Regions from separate parts of the Homo sapiens genome. Here regions 1, 2 and 4 are each linked to region 3. The links are chromatin loops, found by intact Hi-C in ENCODE. Cell type or tissue: mammary epithelial cell. All regions are shown on one strand. Region 1 has its middle 23 kb from the start of FAM20B. Region 2 overlaps ABL2 (ABL proto-oncogene 2, non-receptor tyrosine kinase). Region 3 holds the start of LOC105371631 (a long non-coding RNA gene). Region 4 overlaps ABL2 (ABL proto-oncogene 2, non-receptor tyrosine kinase).

Region 1 (5,000 bases), 470 kb before region 3:
GGCTAGGTATGGTGGCTCACACCTGTAATCCCAGTACTTTGAGAGGCCAAGGTGGGAGGACTGCCTGAGCCCAGGAGCTCATGAGCAACTTGGGCAACACAGCAAGACCCTATGTCTATTAAAAATTTTTTTAAAGCTTTTTATTTTGAAAACTTCCAAACAAACACAAATATTGAGAGGATAGTACAATGAGCTCTCACATATTCATCACCCAGCTTCAACAACAATCAAAATGATCGACATTTTGCCATTTTTGTTTCATGTACCTGTTCCCATATTTTTTCTTGAGTATTTTAAGACAAATCCCACCTATCATTATCATTTCATCCATTTCTTTTTCCTTTTTTTTTTCTGAGAGGGTCTCACTGTGTCACCCAGTCTGTAGTACAGTGGAGCAATCACAGCTCACTGTAGCCTTGATCTCCCCAGCTCTGGTGATCCTCTCACCTCAGCCTCCAGAGTAGCCGGGACTACAGGCACGCACCACTACACCCAGCTAATTTTTGTATTTTTTGTAGAGACAGGGTCTCACTATGTTGCCCAAGCTGGTCTCAAACTCCTGGTCTCAAGTGATCCTTGGCCTCCCAAGGTGCTGGGATTACAGGTGTGAACCACTGTGCCTGGCCCGTTTCACCCATTTCTTTCTTTCTTTCTTTCTTTTTTTTTTTTTTTTGAGACAGAGTGTCGCCCTGTCACTCAGGCTGGAGTACAGTGATGCGATCTCTGCTCACTGCAACCTCTGCCTCTCAAGTTTAAGCGATTCTTGTGCCTTAGCCTCCCAAGTAGTTGGGATTACAGGTGTGCATCACCATGCCTGGCTAATTTTTGTATTTTTAGTAGAGATGGGGTTTTGCCATGTTGCCCAGGCTGGATTCAAACTCCTGACCTCAGCTGATTTGCCTGCCTTGGCCTCCCAAAGTGCTGGGATTATTTGCATCTCTAACAGATAAGACATGACCTAATCATTCTCAAAGGGGTTAAGAGTACTTCCGGGAGGCAGCAGCACCTAAGCTGAGGCCTGGAGAGGAAGTAGCCTTACCACCCGGGTGAAAGATACAGGAGGGGGCCTTGGGGAGGAAGGAGAAAAGTTTCAGATCAAAGGAAGTTTGGTGGCGGTCAAAGGTGAGGGGAACATGGTGTGTTTAGCACCTCTTTACTCACCTGTGGTCTGTGGACCTGGAAGATTCATACTACCTGGGAGCTTCTTAGAGCTTCAGAACCTGGACCCCCAAACCAGGCTTGGTGAATTGGAATCTGTATTTTATCAAAATCCCCTGGTGATTTGTTTACAAATCAAGGTCCTCCACATCTGAGAGGCTGGCTGTTTAGGGAACTGCCTATAATCTCAGCATTTTGGGAGGCCAAGGCATGGAACCAAGGCTGAAGTTCCATGTCACAGGAGGGAAGAATGGCGAGTGATGTGGCGAGAGCAAGGGGTGAGGTTAGGGAGGTCTGTGAAGCCAAGACACACATACCATTTTTATCCTGAGACCAGAGAAGAGTTGCTCAGTTTTGAGCAGTGGGATGCAATTTGCCTTGAGGCGATGGCTCTGCTACAGCGGGGAGAGTGGATTGAGCTGGGGGAGAAGGAAACAAGTTAGGTTTTAGTTCCTTTAGAAGCTGCAGGTTGCACTTTGGAGCCCAGCGGCCATGGTGTATTTTTATCATGTTCAAACCCCAGCTTGGCTTTTCACACACTGAGTGGCTGTGACTTAAGACACAGCTATTTAACTTTTCTGAGCCTCTCCTTCCTCATTTGTCCTAGGCATGGCACCTTCTTTTTATGAGACCTCAATCACAGCGTCAACAAAAAAACGAATGTCCAGAATGGAATCTGATTTTGATGTGTTAGGAATTCAGATGGAATCAGAAATGCTACAACTGGCTGGCTCTATACCGACTCCTAGCCCAGATGGCAGAACTCAGGCCCCTTTCCTTCTACACAGCTGTGTGGTCAGAGAAAGAGCCCAGAACTGGGGCTTAGGAATCCAGCTTCTAGAAAATTCAGCTCAGTGCTCCACCTAACCTGAAATCTCCGCAGAAAAGCAGCTCCACTCTCCAGCCCTCCATGCACATTCCATACCTGCCTGCCTGCCTGCCCCTGCTTAGGCTGTCTCCTGCACCTGAAGTGCACGTGTGCATGCGCGTGTTTACTCCACATTATGTTTGGGACACTGTGCTCAGTGCTTTGGGTGAGTGAGAAACACTCTCTTCTTACCCCATCAAAATCCATCCTACCCTTTGAGCTCATTTCCTACACGCCTTACCCATCTGAACTCAAATGGCCTGTGAAGTCATACCCCAGAGTTGAGAGCACCTGGTGGGGACATTTCGCCAGGGGAGAACGAGTCAGCAGGCCCTGATAGGGCCAGGTCCTCTCCCCAGGGTCTTGTGAAGTGAGCAGGGACAGAGCAAGGTCGGTCAGGGAGGGCCTGCAGGGGTCGTTTGGCCAAAGGACCGTGCCGGGGCCTTTCCTCTCTCCCCGTGCTGCACCTCCAAACATGACCACACGGGGTCAGTGTCCTTTCATGCTTGAGTTGGTGACCCCAGGGCTCTCTCTGCAGGGTCTTTCTGCCGAGTTGTAGCTAATTGTACAAAAACTTCCCCGAGGCTGGGAGCAAAGTAATCTTTTACGCCAGAATGACCCAAGGTCAGGGTGAAGAAGAAGAGCAGCAGATTGTTTTCACAGTCATGTTGTTTCACTGAGAGGGGCCCCTGGAGCCCTGCATGGATGCCCTACACAGGCCGGCTCAGAGCTCTCTGGCTCATTAGTAAGCACTCATTCGGGCAGACGGCTGGGGAGGCGGGAAGGCCAGCCACAACAGGGAAGACGTCTGAATTCCGCACACTTAAATCCCTCTGGAACATTCAGGGGTCCCAATCCACAGCAGACTATTCCTGCTGGTCCTGTTTTTTGTTTTTGTTTTTGTTTTTGTTTTGGAGATGGGGTATTGCTCTGTCACCCAGGCTGGAGTGCAGTGGGATGATCACAGCTCACTGCAGCCTCGGCTTCCCAGGCTCAAGCAGGCCTCAGCCTCCCGAGTAGCTGGGACTGTAGGCATGCGCCACCATGCCTGGGTTTTTAAAAATTATTTTTTGAGATAGGGTCTTGCTCTGTCGCCCAGGCTGAAGTGCAGTGGCACCTTCTTGGCTCACTGCAAACTCCGCCTCCCAGGTTCAAGCGATTCTCTTGCCTCAGCCTCTCGGGTATCTGGGATTACAGGCATGTGCCACCACGTCCTGCTAATTTTTGTATTTTTAGTAGATATGGGGCTTCACCATGGTGGCCAGACTGGTCACAAACTCCTGACCTCAAGTGATCCTCCCACCTCGGCCTCCCAAAGTGCTGGGATCACAGGAGTGAGCCACCGCGCCTGGCCCCATGCCTGGCTTTTAAAAAGTTTTTCTAGAGGCGAGGTTTCCCTATGTTGCCCAGGCTGGTCTTGAACTCCTGGGCTCAAGCAATTCTCCTGCCTTGGCCTCCCAAAATGCTGAGATTATAGGCATAAGCCACTGTGTCTGGCCACCAGTCCTGTTTTTAAAGTCTACAGCAGACTCAGCCTCAAGTACTGCTGCTGGTGGTTGAGACCTCAGCCCAGGCCACAAGGGCCAGGGGCTCACCCTTCACAGGAGGGTGGTGGGTACTGACACAATGGCCAACCACCCTGCCAGGCAGGACTTTGCTGGGGGAAAAGTCCCCAGAGGTCTAATCCAGCAAATGCATGTCTCACTGGCTCACCCACCCTCCTGCTCCCCAGAGAAGCAAAGAGTTCCTCAGCCTTATGTTGTTGATGGCTCTCAGGGCCTGAGATGAGGGCTGGGATGCGGACTTTGGAGAATGGGCTAGGGACCCTAGAGGCTGCTGAGGGCCAAGAATGGCTGTTGGTATAAATCCCTGGGCCCCACACCACAGTCCAGGCACAGATCAAGTTTTGTGAAGTCTGAAGCTTATATAATTTGGAGATCTCTTCAAGAAAAATAACACAAAATAAAAAAATACAAAGTTGAATATAAAAGTAAATATTTAGAATGAGAAAATAGATGACATCAAGTTATAAATTTTTAAAGGCTGACAAATACCACAAACATCACAAAATCCAGAAAATTCACGTTTTTATTAACTGATACACTTCTATAATATTTTTCCATGTGCTTCTGTCTGCCTACTCTTTGATGACCGCTTCAAATGCCAACAATTTTGTAGTGCCATTTTCTATAGAAATAATAGAAAGATAATTTAGTGTTTTTTCCAGCATAGTTGATCAAAAATTTCTGTAATATTGCTATAGGTTTATGGTTAACTCAAGAATTTCATACATTCTATTTTTTCAATCCCAACAAATAAATAAATGTACAGTGCGTTTATAATTGTATTCGCAGCAGTATTAAGAATAGTCACGACAGGTCAGGCATGGTGGCTCACACCTGTAATCCCAGCACTTTGGGAGGCCGAGGCGGGTGGATCACCTGAGGTCAGGAGTTCAAGACCAGCCTGACCAACATGGAAAAACCCCGTCTCTACTAAAAATACAAAAAATTATCCAGGCGTGGTAGTGCATGCCTGTAATCCCAGCTACTCAGGAGGCTGAGGCAGGAGAATCGCTTGAACCCAGGAGGCAGAGGTTGCATTGAGCTGAGATTGCACCGTTGCACTCCAGCCTGGGCAACAACAGCGAAACTCCATCTCAGAAAAAAAAAAAAAGGAAGAAAGAAAGAAAGAAAAAAAGGCCGGGCACGGTGGCTCACGCCTGTAATCCCAGCATTTTGGGAGGCCAAGGAGGGCAGATCACGAGGTCAAGAGATCAAGACCATCCTGGCCAACATGGTGAAACTCCGTCTCTACTAAAAATACAAAAATTAGCTGGGCATGGTGGCGGGCGCTTGTAGTCCTAGCTACTCAGGAGGCTGAGGCAGTATAACTGCTTGAACTCAAGAGGCAGAGGTTGCAGTGAGCCGAGATTGCATCACTGCACTCCAGCCTGGCAGCAGAGGGAGACTCC
Region 2 (5,000 bases), 660 kb before region 3:
ATCTTAAAGGGATTTTTCTCATAGGTATTCTACTTAAGTACAGACAAATAATTTAATCATCCCATAGTGTATCCACCATATTTGTGGCTTGTAAATGTTTTAAAACTTGGGCATAAGTAGCTGATAAGTTACAAAAAAGATACAAATTTCAATAAGGTAATTTTAGTTAAAGTGACAGGAAATGGGGGTGCATTTTGAATAGAAAAACACAGAACTCCAAAAACAAGACAAAAAACCATGTTATTTCCAAAGAGAACATCTCAGTTGTGCAGAAAGAATTAACATAGCAGGCCTGATTGAGACTGATATGCTTAGCGAGGTCTGCTTGCAAGGTTGGCCCTTGGCTGGCATCTAGGAACTTGGATTTGGGGAGGAACTCCTGGCCTCAAGTGATCCGTCCACCTCGGCCTGCCAAAGTGCTAGGATTACAAGCGTGAGCCATTGCTCTTTTCATACTGTTGTGTAACCATCCATCACTACCATATAACCATACATGACCACCATCCATCTCCAGAACTCTTTTCTTCTTCCAGACTGAAGCTCTGCATCTGTTAAATTATAATTCCCCGTTTTATAATTTCCTCTAGCCCTTGGCAACCACATTTTACTTTCTGCCTTTATGAGTTTGACTACTCTAGGTTCCTCATATAAATGGAATCATATAGTATTTGCCCTTTTGTAACTGGCTCATTTCATTTAACTTAATCTTCAAGGTACATCTGTGTTGTAACGTGCAGGAGAATTTCTTTTTTTTTATTTAAGGGCTGAATGATATTTAATGGTGTGTATGTAGCCCATTTTCTTTATCCACTCATCTCTTTATGGACTACTTTGATTGCTTCCACTTTTTGGCTATTGTGACTAATGCTGCAGTGAACATGGGCATGCAAGTATATCTGAGTTCCTGCTTTCAATTCTTTTGAATATATATATACAGAAGTGAAATTGTTGGATCATACAGTAATTCTATGTTTAATTTTTCTGAGGAACCACCATACTGTCTTCCATAGTGGCTTTACCATTTTATATTCCCACCAATAATGCACAAGGGTTCTAGTTTCTCCATACCCTCACCAACATTTGTTATTTTCTGTGTTCGTGTGTGTTTTAGTAATAGCCATCCTAATGGCTGTGATGTGGTATCTCACTGTTTTTTTGTTTTTTGTTTTTTTTGAGACAGAGTTTTACTGTGTTGCCCAGGCTGGAGTGCAGTGGTGCGATCTCAGCTCACTGCAACCTCAGTCTCCTGGGTCCCAGCGATTCTCTTGCCTCAGCTTCTTGAGTAGCTGGGACTACAGGAATGCACTGCCATGCCCGGGTAAGTTTTGTAGTTTTAGTAGAGATGGGGTTTCACCTTGTTGGCCAGGCTGGTCTGGAACTCCTGACCTCAGGTAATCCACCTGCCTCAGGCTCCCAAAATGCAGGGATTACAGGCGTGAGCCACCATGCCTGGCCTCTCATTGTCGTTTTGATATGCATTTCCCTAATTATTAGTGATGTTGGGCATTTTTTAACAAGTGTTTATTGGCTATTTGTGTATCTGTTTTCGAGAAATTTTTAAGTCCTTTGCCCATTTTTGAATCTGTTTGCTTTTTTGTTGTTGACTTGTTGGTCTTTGTTTTATAGTGCCATTTTCTTCTTACTATCATTACCCTCTTTTTTTCTTTAAGCATATTAAACGCAACATATTTGTTCCTGAGTAACCAGTTATTCCCAAATTTAGCAGCTTAAAACAAACAACATTTATTCTGAGTGTCAGAAATCTGAGAGTGGCTTAGCTGGGTGGTTCTAGCTCAGGGTCTCTCACAAGGTTCCAGTCATACTGCTAGCTGGAGCCCTTGTATTCTTCAGTGGATTTTAATTATTTGCAGAAATATGAAGTGTTTTGTGTGTAGAGTTTTAATATGTGTGTAAATAGTGTGTTGATACCTTAAAAATTGTTTTTTAGAAATCCTTATTCCATGTTAGCAGAAATTATATGATATGTAAAAAAATCATTTTCAAGCCTCCATCAGTAGTTTCTCAAATTTATCTTTGATAACCCCTGGCTCTTTAGGAAGCACTCTACTTAATGTTCATGATTTGATTGTTGACATTTAGTTCAGTGAAGTAGTTTAATTTCCATAAAAACTTCCTTTGCCCGTTAGGAAACTATTAAGGATGATTGATTTTTCACTTACTAAATTCGTGCTCATGTAACAAGATTCTTGAAAGAGGTTATTGTATTTGAAACACTGGAAATGGTATTTGTCAAAAAAAATGTGTTTCTACCTTGTAGGACCTTCACTGTAGTCAAAATTATGAAATTTATGAAAACTAATGTTAACTCTGTTTTGACCATGGGAAAAAAGATATTTAGGTGAGATTATAAAAAAGTGAATTTATTATGACAGAGTTTGATTAGTAAGTCAAAAAACTGTTCCTCACCAGTCCACTAGGGGATACTCCAGTACTTAGGAAGAAAATCCAGTTGTTGCTATCACTTAAAAATTTGGCCAGGATCGAGACCATCCTGGCTAACAAGGTGAAACCCTATCTCTACTAAAAAAATACAAAAAATTAGCTGGGCCACATGGTGGCGGGCGTCTGTAGTCCCAGCTACTCAGAAGGCTGAGGCAGGAGAATGGCGTGAACCTGGGAGATGGAGCTTGCAGTGAGCCGAGATCGCGCCATTGCACTCCAGCCTGGGCGACAGAGCGAGACTCCGTCTCCAAAAAAAACCAAAAAAACAAAATACAACAGCAACAAAAAATTAGGCCAGGCACGGTGGCTCACACCTGTAATCCCAGCACTTTGAGAGGCCAAGGAGGGTGGATCACTTGAGGTCAGGAGTTCAAGACTAGCTTGGTGAACATGGTGAAACCCCATCTCTACTAAAAATACAAAAAATTAGGTGGGCGTGGTCGCAGGCGCTTGTTATCCCAGCTATTTGGGAGGCTGAAGCAGGAGAATTGCTTGAACCCAGGAGGCAGAGGTTGCAAGTGAGTCAAGATTGCGCCATTGCACTCCAGCCTGAGTGACAGAATGAGACTCTGTCTCAAAAAAGAAACAAACAAACAAAAAATTAAATCCCACTTGCTTACCTGAAAAAAAAAAAAGCAGACATTTAGGGCTGGTTTGAGTTACTGATTTGACAATAATATTCACCTTTAGAAAGAGCCTAGTACATTTTTAAAGTTTAGAAATTTTGTGTGATTTCATTGGCCACTTTTTCTGGTAGTGTTGCCACAAATTGACTTCTTCGGGCACTTTAGAAAAACAGATTATTATATTTTTTTTCTTGATACATGAAAATTATGGTTCTCATTTTTTTTTGCAAGTTGTGCCCTTTTTTGGAAATTCAGAAAGGCTGATATTTGGTGTGAGTTTGTATAATTTTCTCCATCATACCATGTATGCTGTTTAAATGTTTACCTTAGAAAAGTATGAAATATGATATGACCTTTGATATAGACAACAACGCAGAAGATAATTCATTCTGTTACCAAAGATATTTTAAGAGTTTAATGTTATCTTGATTTCTTTCTAGTAATTTAAGTAGTAATTCAAATAGACATAATACAGTGTGACTTAATGCTTTAAAGAAAAATACGTGAAAAGTTCTGTACTTGAAATAGCAAAATTTTAAGAAAATAATTCAGACTCTTGTATTTATTAGGAAGAAGTTATCAGACTTAATGTTTCAGAACATACTTTGAATAACCAAAATTTATTAATTTACTTAACCTAGTTTTAAAATTTTTTCTATGTGATGTGATTGTACAGTTTTTCTGCATGCCATGTGTTTCATTCTTTTATGTCTGGCACATAAGTAATTAAAGGTTAAGTCAATTGTCAGATTTAACTCAACCTGCTTGAGTTAATTTACTTGATTTTTCTGGTACTTACAGGTACAACAAATGGGTGAATTGGTGTGCCATTATGATAACATGACTTGGAAAATGGAAATTCAGGCAGTGTGGGACAAGAACAAGGATATTTATTTGTCCAGTGAGAATAAAAGTGGTCTAGGATTTATTGAGAGTTTGTTGTAATTCGAGCTTGAGTGATAATTTTATAGGATGTTATGGAGATAACAGTGTTGGTGGAAGGGTTTGACATTCCACATTTGACATTCTCTTATCATATTTTTTGGTTTGTCTCTGTCTCCCTAATGAAATGAAATAGGAAACAGCTAGAGAGTGGTGGGATATGAGTAGTTGTGCATTTGGATAGATTGACTAGCATGCTCAAGATGCCAGCCATATCTACCTTTGGTAGAGTGAGAGCCAAGGTATTCCTGTGGATTGTTTTTCGTAACTAAATCTGTAACTACTGAGTATAGAGTCCCTGCTATATACGTGACTAACCAAGGAGTGAAATATGATTGGTTCAAATATTTTGTTATATTTTGACTGTAGGGGAATGGTAAAATGTCACCAAGTATAAGTTACTCTTCTGCTTTATACTTTGTTTGCAATTAAATGTATTTTTCTTAAAGAGAATATAAAAGCAAAGGAAAAACCATTTGTAATGCTTTTGCTTAGGTCCAACCTTAATTTTTATATGACAGTTTCCAATTGATTGTCAGATTTTCTGTCTCATTTCAATTGAGTAATTGTTCCATCTGTCATTTAACATGACACAGACTGTTTCTTAGTAATTGTTTTGAAAACTCTTTAGTGATTTTTAAAAACCTTTACAGAGTGTTGATTATTTAAATGATAGCAGAATATGTATATATGAAGTAATTTCAGAGGCCGGACAAGGTGGCTCATGCCTGTAATCCCAGCACTTTGGGAGGCCGAAGTGGGTGGATATCACCTGAGGTAATGAGTTCAAGACCAGCCTGGACAACACGGTGAAACCCTATCTCTACTAAAAATACAAAAAATTAGCTGGGTATGGTGGCACATGCCTGTAATCCCAGCTACTTGGGAGGATGAGGCAAGAGAATCGCTTGAACCCAGGAGACAGAGGTTGCAGTGAGCCGAGATTGTGCCTTTGCACTCCAGCCTGGG
Region 3 (5,000 bases):
AGGCCTGGTGAGCAGGCAGGTCTCCTCCTCCCCTGCCCCGCTTCCTGCACAGCCAGCAGAACTTTTCAAAGGAACAGCAAGCAGGGGGGCTTCTTAATTGGGATCCCCTGGGAGGCAGAGGAGGAGATCCATGTGCGCGATGACTAAGTTTCATCCTAATGGAGGACTTTAGCATGCAGTGCCATGGCAAAACCTGGCTTGCGGTGGGAAGGGAATCTGTCCTTGCATGGCCCTGGCACAACTGTGTCCCCGGGCCTGTTAGGCTCTGCTCACCTCCTACAGCAGGCTCTTTAGGAAAGACCCAGGCTCCCAGAGCCCAGCTCACAGCCGCTGAGGCAGGACTTTCTGAGCAAGTCTCTCCTGACCACAGGGAACTGCTGTGTGGGCAATTTGGCAGCAAGGGCATCTGTTCTGCAGGGCAAAATGCTAGAGAACCAGCTGGAGAACCATGCTGCATGGGGAGGGCTCTCAGGTGGTGGCCCCTGGAGAGTCAGGCCTGCTGCAGCCCCATTACCTTGAGGCCTTTCTCCCAGCTCAGCAGTTCTCTGGCTTCCAGCCTTTTCCCTGAACTGACCTTCTGTCTCTGGCCTCACCCAAGCACACATGCAGAATGACACTGAAGTCACTCAAAACTGCTAGAGATATTTACCCCTGATCTGCAAACCCCCTAACTTGCCAATGATCTTTCCATCCCAGCCCCTAACTCTAATTTGCTTCCAAATTCCATCCTCAGCACAGTCTGAAATTGTCACTCCCCTCCAGCCCACTGCCTGGGAACTTACCAATTAGAGGTTAATTTGGGTACTCATTAAAAGATGCAAACAGGCTGGGTGTAAGGGCTCACACCTATAATCACAGCACTTTGGGAGGCCGAGGTGGGAGGATCACTTGAGCTCACAAGGGGTTGGAGACCGGCCAAGGCAACGTGGTGAGATCTCCGCCTCTACAATAAAAAATATTTTAAAATTAGCTGGGCATGTGCTTGTAGCCCTAGATACTCAGGAGGCTGAGGCAGGAGGATCACTTGAACCCAGGAGGTTGAGGCAGCAGTGAGCCATGATTGTGTCACTTCATTCTAGCCAGGACAACAGAGCAAGACCCTGTTTCACTCAAAAAAAAAAAAAAGATGTGCAAAGTCCCTGGGAGGGCTGGTCTGTCCCATATCAGGGTGCTTTCTTTTAAGAGATTGAGCTCCTACCAACACTGAGCTGGGAAGAGCAGCAGCTGCAGACACTTGGCTTTGGGGCGCCTCACATAATGCTGTGCTCTGCAGAGATAAGTCTCGGGTCCAGGTCTAGAAAGGGAAATAGGATGATGCCAAAACCAAACCTTTTATGGTTCAGTATTTTGTGTACACCAGGGCCGGGTGCAGTGGCTTCGCCTGTAATCCTGAGCTTTGGCTGAGGCTTGAGGCAGGAGGATCACTTGAGGCCAGGAGTTTGAGACCAACCTGGACAACATAGTGAGACCCTGTTTCTACAAAAAGAATTAAAAATTAGCCAGGTATGTTGGCATGCACCTGTAGTCCCAACTACTCGGTACTATTTTTTTTACTCAGGAGGAAAAATAATAAAATAATTATAAATATATATATACCATGATGGGATTGAAACCCAGCTTCTTTTTCTCTCCAGTCCTCTCGCTCCTACTTGTCTCCCTTCCTTTCTCTCTCTTCTCCACACTGTCCTTCCCCTATTCCTTTTCTCTGACCCTAAAACAGAAAATAGTCTCATTCCATTAAAGATATAAAACAGTTTTTTTTTGGCGGGGCGGGGTGGGGCAGCAAACTTGGAATCTAACCATTGTCACAGCATCATTTTATGGAAAAAACACCTCGTCCAGCCCTGTACCTGGCCCATTGCAGGTACTCAACAAATGCTAGTTAAGTAAATAAAGGAATGAATGGAAGTCCCTTTATTGTGAGTTCCGAATACGGATTTGGGGTGTCCTTTTGGAACTGATCCCTCTGTGAGGGGCCACTGGCTTTCCTGTAGGCACAGATCAGCGGTGTCAGTCTTCCTGGGTCCCCCTGAAAATTCCAAAGAGGAAGCCATGGTGGGACCGCGTGGGACGCAGGGTCTAGACTCCCAGTCTGGTCTGATTTTCTTGTTTGCATCCTTGCCGCTTTTCCTTCTGGAGAGTTCAGTGGGCAGGGACTGATGGGGCCACAGCGCCCTCTGCTGGCGTGTTCTCACAGTCGACTTTTGCCTGCCCGAGCTTATACATACAGCGCCCTCGGAATTGGAGGGCTTGGGGCAGACTGAGAATGGGGATTTCTGGTTTTATTCCAGGCCCACTCCTTAGTGAATGTCAAGACCAAAGGTGGCTCCTGGTAATAAAATGAGTGTCAGGGCTCCCAGGCATTAATAACCTAAATGAGAGTAGGTTTTGTTTTTGTTTTAACAGCCTTCCTGGTCCAAGTGCCTGAGAAGTGTCAAGGGGAAATGGCTTCTTGCCCGGGCTCAGCGCTGTACCTCTGATGTCAAATTGGCTCTCTGCCTGCTTTTGAGAGGTGCAGCCTGCTGCTCCCTAAGTGAACGGGGAGCGTTTTCTCCAACAGCCCTGTCCATGACAGGCCTGGCTCTCACACACAGGCAGGGGCTGAGCCTTCCCTGATCAACACGAAATCTGGCCCTCCGACAGAGGCCCGTGGGCAGCTGAAGAGGAAGCCTAAAGCCTCACTACCTGCACCAAGCCCTTCTCAGCCTTCTTTCAGGATTGCAACAGCAGACAGGGGAGCGCTCCTGGGTAGGGCGGGGGGCGGTAATGGCAGGGGAATGACCCCCAGGCCGTGGGCAGCCCCTTGTTCAGAGCGAGGCCCCCTGTTTTCCATACAGCAGATCCCATTGCTTATAGTGGTGACTTTAGTGTGCCCTGGAAGGGCTCACCCAGGAAGTATTGTGAAAATGCAGATTCTGATTCAGTAGGTCTGGGGTAGAGCCTGAGATGCTGCACCTCCCACAAGCTCCCAGACAGTGCTGATGCTGCCGGGCCGGGGACCACATCGAGAGAAGCCAGAGTGTCCAGGAAACAGGTTCTGAAGTCAGAATGCTAGGATTCGAATTTCAGCTCTGCCACGTATCCTGTGACCTCAGACAGATTATGCTCATTACCTTCTCTCTGAGTTTATTTCATCCTGTATAAAATGGCAAGAATGACAATTTCAACGGCTGCATAGAATGACAGAGGGACTTCACAGGGTTGTCATAAGTATAAAATGAAATAAATAACCAGGCGTGGTGGCTCACGCCTGTAATCCCAACACTTTGGGAGGCTGAGGCAGGCAGATCACAAGGTCAGGAGTTCAAGACCAACCTGGCCAACATGGTGAAACCCTGTGTCTACTAAAAATACAAAAATCAGCCAGGTGTGGTGGTAGGCACCTGTAATCCCAGCTACTCGGGAGGCTGAGGCAGGAGAATTGCTTGAACCCGGGAGGCGGAGGTTGCAGTGAGCGGAGATCACGCCACTGTACTCCAGCCTGGGGGACAGAGCAAGACTCTGTCTCAAAAGAAAAAAAAATGAAATAAATAATATTAGAAAAGCTCTTAGCCCAGAACCCTCAGTGCCCAGTAGATGGTAAGTCTCTTGATGTCCACGTGGCCTTTCGACAGGTGCTTATCGATCCCCTGCTAGTGCCTGGCACTGTTCTGGGCCCTGGGATATGGCAGTGACAGAAACAAAATCTCCACACTCAAAAAGCTTAGATTCTCGTAGAAAAAGACAGACAATAAACAAATAAGTAAACTGTATGGTATGTGAGTTGGTGACAAGAGTGCTGGAGAGAAAAATAAAGCAGACAGTAAGAGAGATAAGGAATGCTGGGACTGGGGGCCACTGAGAAGGTAACTTTGAGGCGAGGGAGCTGGCCGACTGGAAGGCTGAGAATTCTAGTGATGGTGGTGGCAGGGTGGTGAGAGGGGGTAGGGTTTGCAAGTGCAGAGGCCCTGAGGCAAGAGGGTATGTGTTGTGTTTGAAGAAAAACAAAGAAACCAGCATGGCTAGAAAGTGCAAGTGAAATACTGTACAGGGTTAGGGATGGGGAAGGCAGCAGGGCGGATCCTGTAGGGCTTTGTGAACCATTGACTTTGCATTTTGCTCTGAGAGAAGTGGGAAAACACTGGAAAGTTCTGAGCTGAAGAGTGACATGTTCTAATTTATGTTTTTAAAGGACAGCTTCAGTTTGCTGAGACTAGACTGTGGCAAGTCAGAGTAGCACCCCTTGGGAAGGTGGGTAGGCAGCCCGTTGCCATGGAATTGGGGGATCCTCAGAGCTGCTGAGTTTAAGAGAGATGGATCTGGGCCCCAGTCAGAAGTGTTGGATGCCTGAGCCCATCCTCAGCCACCTTCTGGGCTGGCCTGTGGCCTGTGACCCAGGAGAAGGAATGTTGTGAGTGGGCACTGGGCCAGTGCTGTGGCAGTGATGGGATGGATGACACAGTCTGGCCTCCTCCTGGGCCTCCCCTCTTAATTGCTCCCAGATGACTCACCCTCATGTTTCTCTGATGACCACATGCGTCAAGGCCTGGGGCTGCCGCACCTGTTACCTATGGGAGGGCTGGGGTGAGCCAACTGCCCCTCACTCTGTTGTCATTGGCCACCAGGTTGACAGGAGTGAGATGCTGTGTTACAAGGGACCCACCCCTGTCCTCTAGAATAGCCAGTCCTGATCCCCACCCACTCACGTTTTCCTATTATTTTATTTCCTACCTCCTCTCAAAATAACTGTAAGTCATTTGTTTATTTTTTAAGGTAGATCAAAATTCATTTCATTGCAGGCCTCGACATGATAAGTGTTAGTCAATGTGTCAGAAAACTGGGTCTGTGAATGGAAGGCCTTTGATCCAGGAAAGGCAACTCTGACCTCATGGTTACTGTCAACACAACAGTTTTTAAAAAATCTAATTCCTCCATATATACTCATTTAATTCTCACAACACTCCTATTAACTAGATGTTATCACCCCTACATTCTGGAGGAATATGCTGAGTCTCAGAGAG
Region 4 (5,000 bases), 690 kb before region 3:
TCCAAGAAAGAGGAAGTCATGAAGAATGGAATAGGAAGACATTTTGAGGATTTGGATCTATGGAGAGGGAGAACAATTTGGGTAGAAGAAACAACTTGAACGGGAACATGGGAATAGATATAATTTGTTGATGGGCTAGTGAGGAGACAGCTGTCAGGAATGAAGCATCATTATGAGTTGGAAGAAAAAGATCATAGAGCAAAAATTGGAAGAGTCAAGTTCTGGTTCTGGCTCCACCTGCCTGGGTGATTTTAGTCACCATCTTTGGGTTTCTTTATCTGTAAAGTGAGGAGGTTGGACTGGATGATCTCTAAGATACTTTCTGGTTTTAAGATTTTATGATTCTAATTAAGAAGCAGTAGAAAGAAAATTTTGATAGGCTGGATGGGACTGGGTTATGGAAAATCTGGCAGAGAAGTTTATATCCATTTACCTGATTGGCTAGTCTTTACCTGAAAGACTGGCCTTGAGTGGTGGCAGTGGAAATGGGAGGAGTAATTTCAAGGGTCCTTTCATTCATTCAACAAACAAGGGTTTTTTTTGAGCACCTGTTATGTACTGGATTGTGGGAATGTTGCTGTGAACATAACAGAGTCCCTGCCCTTTGGAACTTAAAGGACTTTATGATTTGATAGAGGATGAAAGAAGAGAGATCACTTTGGAGTATTTGTTAAGGGCATGAACTCTGGACCCATTTTTCCTGGATTTGAAACCTTGCTTGGCTGCTTATGAGCTTTGTGACCTGGGACAAGTTATTTAACTTTTTGTGTCTTGGACTCTTCATTTGTAAAGTGGTGATAATAATAGTACCTAGTATTAAATGAATAGTGGCTGGGCACATAGTATGAGCTAAATGTGTGTAGCTGCTGCCATTACTAATACTACTGTTATTATTAAAAACAGGAGTAATTCGGCCAGGTGCGGTGGCTCACGCCTGTAATCCCAGCACTGTGGGAGGCCGAGGTGGGCAGATCATGAGGTCAGGAGTTCGAGACCAGCCTGAGCAACATGGTGAAACCTCGTCTGTACTAAAAATAGAAAAATTAGCTGGGCATGGTGGCACGCGCCTGTAGTCCTAGCTACTCAGGAGGCTGAGACAGGAGAATCGCTTGAACCCGGGAGGTGGAGGTTGCAGTGAGCCAAGATCGCGCCACTCCAGCCTGGGTGACAGAGCGAGACTCTGTCTCAAAAAAAAAAAAAAAAAAAAAGTAGGGATAATTCAAAGATGACACCAGGATTTAGAACCTGGCTAACTGGGATGATGAAGATTCTATTGACAAGTTTGGAAGTTAGAAGCTGATTGAAAAAATGGGAATAGGTCGAGTTTATTGCCAAAGACTAGTATGAAAAGAAAGGAATTAGCAAATAATATAGGAAACAAAGGTGCAGTGAGTACTGTTTTTTAGACAGATGGGTTTAAAAAGTTTTTTTCTGTACATCATAGTTTCTTTTTTTTTTTTTTTTTTTTTTTTTTTGAGGCGGAGTCTCACTCTGTCGCCCAGGCTGGAGTGCAGTGGCGCGATCTCGGCTCACTGCAAGCTCCGCCTCCCGGGTTCACGCCATTCTCCTGCCTCAGCCTCCCGAGCAGCTGGGACTACAGGCACCTGCCACCACGCCCGGCTAATTTTTTTTTGTATTTTTAGTAGAGACAGGGTTTCACCGTGTTAGCCAAGATGGTCTTGATCTCCTGACCTCATGATCCGCCCTCTTCGGCCTCCCAAAGTGCTGGGATTACAGGCATGAGCCACCGCTTCCGGCCACGTCATAGTTTCTTAACCTCGGCGGCATTGATATTTTGGGCTGGCTAATTCTGTGTTTTGGGGGGCTGTCCTGTGCATTGTAGGATGTTTAGCAGCATCCCTGGACTCTACCCACTAGATGCCAGTAGCACCTTCTTTTTGCCCCTTACTTGTTATAAAAATGCCTCCAGACATTGTTAAATCTCTTGGGGGGCAGAATTGCCCCTAGTTGAGGACACCACTTAGAAATGTGATAGATTCTGAATTGAATGAATGAATGAATGAATTAGATTCGAAAGCTTCTCAGTGGATGTATCATTTGACCTTTACATGGTAAATGTAGGTGCTCGAATCTAGTGTACAAATTACTGTCTTGAGTTTGCCATATTGAGGTATTAGCACATAATTTCATATATGAATGTTAGGTCTGTTAGACTCTTGGGTTTACATGTAGGTTTTAATATAAGCCAAATAATACATTTAGTTAATCAGTAAAAAGGTACATACATTATGGAAATGGTTTATCAGAGTCCAGGACTTTTCTTTCTTTAGCTAAAATGGTCATTTTTTATCGTTAATAATATGTGGGTAAGCTGTGATAATAATTTGCCTTGCCAAAAGTGATTTTTGTGAATGTAATTTAGAAGGAACAAAAATAATAGAGCCATTTTTGGTATGAAAGGAGTGAGTGCTGTGTGACTTTTCTGAGATCTGCTATTTTTTTTGTCAACTCTTTTATTTTATGTTTTATTTTAGAGAAAGGTCTTGCTCTGCCACCCAGGCTGGAGTGCAGTGCTGCGATCGTAGATCGCTGCAGCCTTAAACTCCTGGACTCAAGCAATCCTCCTGCCTCAGCCTCCCGAGGAGCTGAGACTACAGGCACACGCCATCACACCTGGGTAATTTTGTGTTTTTTTTTTTTTTTTTGTAGAGACGGAGGTCTCACTATGTTGCTCAGGCTGGTCTCAAACTCCTAGGCTCAGGTGATACTCTGCCTCGGCCTCCCAAAGTGCTGGGATTATAGGCGTGAGCCACTGCGAGAGGCAAGCTCTGCTATTAAACCTTTCTGGTGAGCTGATGTTTCATGACTAATAATCTAGGGTTGAATACTTACTTGCTGTTGAATATCTCACATACCTTTTAACAGCTGAATGATTTTACTTTAGCTTCCCTCTCTCATTTTCTAAAAATTCTATTAAAAATTAACTTTAGGCTGGGCGTGGTGGCTCACACCTATAATCCCAGCACTTTGGGAGGCCGACGTGGGCAGATCACCTGAGGTCAGGAGTTCGAGATCAGCCTGGCCAACATGGTGAAACCCTGTCTCTACTAAAAAAATACAAAAATTAGCCAGGTGTGGTGGCGGGCACCTATAGTCCCAGCTACTCAGGAGGCTGAGACAGGAGAATCCCCTGAACCCCGGAGGCGGAGTTTGCAGTGAGCCGAGATCGCGCACCTGCACTCCAGCCTGGGCGACAGAGCAAGACTCCGTCTCCAAAAAAACCAACAAACAAAAACCCTTACATTATGAAGTTTGGAATAACAAAAATTTTTCCTTAAATCAAACTCATTATTTTAAGTGATCTGATTTATTTATTTATTTTTTATTTTGGATCTGTAGTTTTTTTTTTTTTTTTTTTTTTTTGTAGTGAGTAGGGTCTCACTCTCTTGCCCAGGCTGGAGTGCATTGGCGAGATCATGGCTCACTGCAGCCTTGACCTCCCAGACTCAAGTGATCCTCTCACCTCTCAGCCTCCTGAATACCTGGGACTATAGGTGCACGCCACCATGCCTTTCTATTTTTTTTTTTTTTTTGTAGAGACAGAGTTTTGCCATGTTGCCCATGGTGGTTTTGAACTCCTGGGCTCAAGTGATCTGCCTGCCTTGCCCTCCCAAAGTCCTGAGATTACAGGTGTGAGCCACCGCACCCGGCCAGTAGTTCATGTTTTAATCTTTGTGGAATGAAGGCTGTTGGCACCCCAGGTTGAAAACGATGCTATGGAAAGCACAGGAAGGCTGTTGTGAGGGAATTTTAATTGTGGTGACTTAATATAAGAACTAAACTTCATTTTTTATTTTTATTTATTTTTCTTTTTTTCTTGAGTGCCAATCCTGCAGACTAAACTTTTAAAAAAAAATCAGCTGTTAGATTTTTATTAATCTCCAAATCTGTGTAAGTTATAGATGTGTAGTTGGGGTCCATATTTTTAGCAAAGTAATAAGTTGTGGTACAGATTCTGTTCTCATAGCCCACTTGGCAGTAAAATTCCAAGTAAAGTGATGAAGTCTGAAGTTTCTCTGTAAGGGTCTTCAGCCTGCTTTATTCGATAGTTTATTTATTTACTTAGGTGGTTTTTTTTTTTTTTTGAGACAGGGTCTTGCTCTGTTGCCTAGGCTGGAGTGCTGTGGCATGATGATAGCTCACTGCAGCCTCAAACTCCTGGCTGAAGCCATTCCTGACTCAGCCTTCTGGGTAGCTGGGACTATAGGTGCGTGCTACCATGCCTGGCTAATTTTTAAATTTTTCTGTAGAGATGGGGTCTTGCTGTACTGGGCCAGGCTGGTCTTAAATTCCTAGGCTCAAGTGATTCTCCCACCTTGGCCTCCCAAAGTGCTGGGATTACAGACATGAGGCCCTGCATCTGGACTTTTTTTTTTTTTTTTTTTTTTGAGAGGGAGCCTTGCTCTGTCTCCCAGCCTGGAGTGCAGTGGCGCGATCTTGGCTCACTGCAACCTCCTCCTCCTGGGTTCAAGCAATTCACCTGCCTCAGCCTCCCGAGTAGCTGGGATTACAGGCGGCTGCCACCACACCTGGCTAATTTTTGTATTTTAGTAGAGATGGGGATTCACCATGTTGGTCACACTTGTCTCGAACTCCTGGCCTCAAATGATCCGCCCACCTCAGCCTCTCAAAGTGTTAGGATTACAGGCGTGAGCCACTGTGCCCGGCCTGTTTTTTTTTTGTTGTTGTTGTTATTTTAAAGGTATTTTAAATATATTCCTCTGAATATCATCTTTAAAGGATCTGACATGATTTTTGTCAAAATAAATCATAAGGTGTAACCAGTTTGTGGGTTCCTGGTGAGTTTCAGGCCAGGCGCGGTGGCTCATGCTGGTAATCCCAGTACTTTGGGAGGCCGAGGTGGGTGGATGACGAGATCAGGAGATCGAGACCATCCTGGCCAACATGGTGAAACCCTGTCTCTGCTAAAAATACAAAAATTAGCTGGGCATGGTGGCGCGCACCTATAATCCCACCTA

The links. Hi-C counts contacts between places; a loop is a spot of excess contacts. Peaks named below come from ENCODE experiments on the same cell type or tissue, not always from the same donor. Only the 100,000 strongest peaks of a DNase experiment are listed, where the experiment ranks them.
Region 1: it touches region 3 in a loop (9-fold over the local background); 104 of 110 quality-filtered maps call a loop at or near these places.
Region 2: a loop joins it to region 3, with 6 times the contacts of the local background. A loop is called at or near these places in 6 of 110 quality-filtered maps.
Region 4: it touches region 3 in a loop (5-fold over the local background); 3 of 110 quality-filtered maps call a loop at or near these places.

The regions. Positions count from the first base shown.
Region 1 is chr1:179,000,378-179,005,377 of GRCh38, reverse strand. No RefSeq gene overlaps it. Among named protein-coding and RNA genes, the nearest start is that of FAM20B, 23 kb to the left of the region's middle. RefSeq lists a silencer at 2,343-2,442. In mammary epithelial cell, CTCF peaks have their summits at 2,505 (motif pointing right) and 4,976; no DNase peak of the experiment used is centred here.
Region 2 is chr1:179,191,461-179,196,460 of GRCh38, reverse strand. The region is part of intron 1 of ABL2 (ABL proto-oncogene 2, non-receptor tyrosine kinase); the gene reads left to right. Among named protein-coding and RNA genes, the nearest start is that of ABL2, 36 kb to the left of the region's middle. In mammary epithelial cell, a CTCF peak has its summit at 2,438; no DNase peak of the experiment used is centred here.
Region 3 is chr1:178,529,668-178,534,667 of GRCh38, reverse strand. It overlaps LOC105371631 (a long non-coding RNA gene), which reads left to right and starts at 1,936. Exons shown (of 5, transcript XR_922310.3): 1 at 1,936-2,332. In mammary epithelial cell, a CTCF peak has its summit at 2,175 (motif pointing left); DNase peaks (open chromatin) are centred at 2,187, 4,487 and 4,757; H3K27ac peaks cover 69 bases.
Region 4 is chr1:179,222,519-179,227,518 of GRCh38, reverse strand. All of the region lies in intron 1 of ABL2 (ABL proto-oncogene 2, non-receptor tyrosine kinase), which reads left to right. Among named protein-coding and RNA genes, the nearest start is that of ABL2, 4.7 kb to the left of the region's middle. In mammary epithelial cell, no CTCF peak of the experiment used is centred here; no DNase peak of the experiment used is centred here.